Linked DNA regions of Homo sapiens: region 1 is linked to region 2. The links are chromatin loops, found by intact Hi-C in ENCODE. Cell type or tissue: PC-3. All regions are shown on one strand. Region 1 holds the start of KIF7 (kinesin family member 7). Region 2 overlaps WDR93 (WD repeat domain 93).

Region 1 (2,500 bases), 84 kb before region 2:
GGAGTGCCGGCTCCCAGGGCCACTAGGCCCAGGCCTGCGCGAGGAGGGAGCGCGCGCCTCCCTCCACCCACCCGGTCCTCGCCCCTAACCCGCTCTCCGGCCCACACTCACCTGCCTGGCTGCAAGCGCCGTCCCGGGCCAGGCAGTCAGGTTTCCATCCCCAGTGCGGCGCGCTCCGATGCCGTCATCGGGACCCCCGCCCCCCAAACCAGCCCCCCCCTCACCCGCAACTCCGCCCGCCGGGGCGCTCGGGGGCGGAGGCGCGAGCCGGTCGGCGTCGCGGAGTCGGCCCGCAGACAGGGCGGGCGGGGCCCGTGCTCAAGGGCTGGGCCTGGAGAGTGTGCAGCATCCTCATGATGGCATCGCCTTATTTTCTAGAATTTGTCTCCAAACTGGACTCCAGACCATCCTGTCCTCAGCCCCGAGTCACCTTCATCCCCGGTCTCTGTTTTCCACTCCCAGTCCCAAACCACGCCTCCTGCACGCCACTCACACAGCCGGCAGAAACTTTAATCTCCCCACGTTTAAAAAAGTTTTCTCAGTTATAAGACTCTCTTTTTCTCACATTTTAGCATTCCTAAAATTGAGTTCCATCTTACACTCATTGTCAAGGGAAACTTGGCACCAGGAGGGGCAGGAGAGGTGATCTGGGGGTGTCCACGGCAGCCTCAAAGAGATGGTTGGTGTCTTCACCTCTGAGACCTCTGATCCATTGTTTGCACTGGAAGCACCATGAATGGGTGAATTTTAAAATCTGAAAACATATTTGTCACTTAAAACGCCATTAGAAAAAGTAAACTCCAGTGTAGTTTCTAGTGAAATTTTATTATGTATATAGAAGATTACCTGTCATAGACAGGCAACATAATTAAAGGCCATAGAAATTGCCAGGCTCGTCAGATAGATCTATATTAGGAAACCCTCAGCCTCCAGTAACAGAAACCACAATTTGAAGTGGCTTGAACCATAAGGTCATGTGTTATCTCGGGGAACAGTGAAACCCAGAGGGATGAGGGCTCCTGGGCAGGTTGAGTCAGTGGCAACATTACCAAGGAGGTGGCCTTTTTAACTCTTTTTTTTTTTTTGCCATCAACTTCAGACACAAAACGTCCAGAGGAAGAAGACAGCAGTGTGTGGTGAAGCATGCCCTTTGGATCAAGAGCACTCCAAGCTGATTTCCTTCCCATTCCATGTACCACACAGCTTAGGCCTGTCCACCCCCAAACTAATCACTGTCAAGGGGATGGAACTACCATGATTGGCTTGCAATACCAGTGTGAGACAGCGTGGATATAGGAAAGTCATCCACAATCTCCACAACCACATCCTCGAAGCTTCATAGAGGAGAGGCTGGCCAACTGATTCGTGTATCACAAAGGACCATGATTCAGGTACCAAGCATCTATCTGTCAGATGCCAGGAGCTGTGCCATTTCCTCCAATAGACAATTCAATTAAGGAGAAACTAAAACCTCGAGCAATTGGAAAGAGCACATGAAACCCCAGTGTTCTTTGACATGCTGTAGAATGACACTGTTGTTCCCAAATATTCTAAATCAATTGGGGTCCTGAACAAGAACAACACAGAGCAGCCTGCCGCCGTGATGCCCAAAGAGAATCATTTTAGACCCTGAAAATGTGAAGAAGCTGAAAACTGAACTTGGATTTTCATATGTGTAAAATGTAATAAAAGGTGATGATGATTAATGAAACATCATGCTTTAAGAGGTACAATTCTGGGCCAGCCAAGGTGGCTCATGCCTGTAAACCCATCACTCTAGGAGGCTGAGGCAGGCAGATCCCTTCAGCCCAGGAGTTTGAGACCAACCTGGGCAATAGGGCAAAGCTGTTTCCACAAAAAATGCAAAACATAGGCAGGCGTAGTGGCATGGGCCTATAGTCCCAGCTACTTGGGAGGTTGAAGTAGGAAGATACACTGGCTTGAGCCTGGGAGGTGGAGGTTGCAGTGAGCCGAGATGGTGCCACTGCACTCCAACCTGTGTGAGAGAGTGAGACCCTGTCTCAAAAAAAAAAAAAAAAAAAGAGAGAGAGACAGAGGTACAATTCTAATTACAATTATAGTAATTAAATTGTAGAGAAAATAAAAACTTTCATGTTACAATAAATTTTTAAAGAATTTCATGATGGTGGAACTATCAATGTTCATGATTTTAGAAAGATTTATCTTTTTTCTTGCTCTTTCTGGTGGATGTGCAGTGTTTTTCTGTGTATCAGTAGCACTCATATGCAACAATCTGGTGTGTACCCGAGTGTCCAAATTGTGGCCTTTATCACTATTTTCCATTAAAAGTAGCTGATTCCATGTATTAGGGTAAGAACTGGAATAATTATTTTGTGGTCAAAAAATTCAGATGCTTTTAAAATGTATACTGTAGGCCTGAAATGACAAAAGCCCCAACTTAAAGGGGTTCTTACCAGCCAACTTGTGACATCATGAGCTTCAGAAGAGCAAAGAATAATTATAGTTACTTGAAACAAAT
Region 2 (2,500 bases):
AATTGCTTGAACCTGGGAGGCAGAGGATGCAGTGAGCCAAGATCGTGCCATTGCACTCCAGCCTGGGTGACAGAGTCAGACCCTGCCTCAAAAAAAAAAAAAAAAAGTATGTTTGGATTATTAGACACAATCCTTAAGATGGGGTTGGCAAACTATGACCTGTGGGCCATATCCAGTCCACTGCCTGGTTTTGTAAATAAGGTTTTATTTGAACACAGCCGTGCCCATTTGTTTATGTATTATCTATGGCTACTGTATGCTATGGCAGGATTGAAGGCTGCGAAGGAGACAGCATGACCTATAAAGTCTAAATTATTTACATTCTGGGCCTTTACAGAAAATGTTTGCCAACCCATGATCTAAGACCCCTTTCTTTTACCCATCATTCAGATAAACCGTTATGTGTGTGTTTCTCCTCTTCCCCTTCCTCTTTCCACTCTCCCTAATCCTGCAAGCACTGTTTTCTTGCCCTCCTTTCTGCTATCAAAGCATAAGGAACAGTACTCAGGCCATTCTGGAGAAATAGGTGTCTCTTCTAATCCATCTCACAATAAATTTCTGGGGATTTGCAAATCCTTGTTGATGATTCCTTTTGGGATCTGACCACACATTTCGGGTGGACTGGGGTCATCAGTGGAGTCCTGGATCCTCGTCCCGGGCCTGCCACTACAGAACTAGGTGGCTCTGGCAGGTTCCTTTCCTTCCAGTGCCTAGATGTTCCTATGTATGTAACGTGACCTCTGAGATTCTGTGATCTCTCCAATCACCATAATGTCTCTTCACGACTGTCTCCCCCTTTCTCTGTGTAGACTCTTTACTCAGGGAAGAGTCACTTCACGACTATTTCCCCCTTTCTCTGTGTAGACTGTTTACTCAGGGAAGATTGAAGTAGACTGGTTAAGATATGCAGGTCTGGAGCCAAACAGACCTGAGTTTGATTCTGACACTACCACTTACAATGAGACCTTGGGCGAGTTACTCAGCCTCCTCATTCAGTCAAAAAACACATATTGTGCACCTGTGAGATGCCAGGCTGTGTTCTGACCATTTTAATGATGCCTGATTTTTTTTGGCTTAAGGTATTAAGTGGGATGATACATGGAAAGTACCAGGCACAGAGTGGTTGCTCAGTAAATGGTAGTTATGACCATGATGATGGCTCCCTGCTAATCCAAGTTCATGCCTGGGAAAATTCTAAACATTACCACTAGGTGGCACCATAGCTCCTCTCCGCTTCCTAGCTCATACCTGCACTTAACAGGGGCGTTCAAGTCCTTCCTGCATTGTAGTGGGTCGCTGGGAGGCTCTCGGTACCTCCCGGAGGGAAATGTGCCTATTCGTCAGGAGACGAATATGGTCTCATGAGTCTCTGGGGAGAGAGAGGCAATGAAGAAGGCGATGGTTGACATTGGCCCTCTCTAAAGGTCTACCAAGAATGTTCAACTATTCTTCACAGGGAGGGTTTTTGTTTTTTGTTTTTGTTTTTGTTTTTGAAACAGAGTTTCACTCTTATCACCCAGGCTGAAGTGCACTGGCGCGATCTCGGCTCACTGCAACCTCTGCCTCCCGGGTTCAAGCGATTCTCCTGCCTCAGCCTCCCCAGTAGCTGGGATTACAGGCATGCGCCACCACGCCCGGCTAATTTTTGTATTTTTAGTAGAGATGGGGTTTCTCCATGTTGGCCAGGCTGGTCTCGAACTACTGACCTCAGATTATCTGCCTGCCTCGGCCTGCCAAAGTGGTGGGATTACAGACATGAGCCACCACGCCTGGCCTGATTTTATTTAAAAGCTGCAAATGTATAGATTACTTTTTTAAAAAGTGTTAAATTGGCCGGGCGCGGTGGCTCACACCTGTAATCCCAGCACTTTGGGAGGCCAAGGCGGGTGGATCACCTAAGGCCAGGCGTTCGAGACCAGGCTGGCCAAAATGGTGAAACCCCGTCTCTACTAAAAGTACAAAAATTAACCGGGCACGGTGGCAGGTGCCTATAATCCCAGCTACTCAGGAGGCTGAGGTAGGAGAATTGCTTGAACTCAGGAGGTGGAGGTTACAGTAAGCTGAGATCATGCCATTGCACTCCAGCCTGGGCGACAGAGCAAGAATCTGTCTCAAAAAAAATAAATAAATAAGTGTTAAATATTCTTTATTTGCTATTACACATAAATCACACCAGAATCTCTTTCAATAAGTAAAAGGGATTTTATTTTATTTTTATTTTGTCTATTTTTTGAGACAGGGTCATCCAGGCTGGAGTGCAGTGGTGCAATCACAGCTCACTGCAGCCTTGACTTCCCGGGCTCAGGCAATCCTGCCTCAGCCTTCCGAGCAACTGGGGCCACAGGCATGCGCCACCACACCCAGCTAATTTTTTTATTATCTGTGGAAGCAGGGTCTCCCTATGTTGCCCAGGCTGGTCTTGAACTCTTAGGCTCAAGTGACCCTCCCACCTGGGCCTTACAAATTTCTGGGACTATCAGTGTGAGCCACCATTCTCAGC

Evidence for each region. Peaks named below come from ENCODE experiments on the same cell type or tissue, not always from the same donor. Only the 100,000 strongest peaks of a DNase experiment are listed, where the experiment ranks them.
Region 1: a loop joins it to region 2, with 3 times the contacts of the local background. A loop is called at or near these places in 38 of 110 quality-filtered maps.

What each region holds. Positions count from the first base shown.
Region 1 is chr15:89,655,288-89,657,787 of GRCh38, forward strand. It overlaps KIF7 (kinesin family member 7), which reads right to left and starts at 180. Exons shown (of 19, transcript NM_198525.3): 1 at 112-180. RefSeq lists silencers at 218-357, 791-1,085. In PC-3, no CTCF peak of the experiment used is centred here; a DNase peak (open chromatin) is centred at 1,344; H3K4me3 peaks cover 638 bases; H3K27ac peaks cover 1 bases.
Region 2 is chr15:89,739,027-89,741,526 of GRCh38, forward strand. The region is part of intron 16 of WDR93 (WD repeat domain 93); the gene reads left to right. It also overlaps a transcript of MESP1 not described here. Among named protein-coding and RNA genes, the nearest start is that of MESP1, 11 kb to the right of the region's middle. In PC-3, CTCF peaks have their summits at 1,209 (motif pointing right) and 1,410; a DNase peak (open chromatin) is centred at 1,235.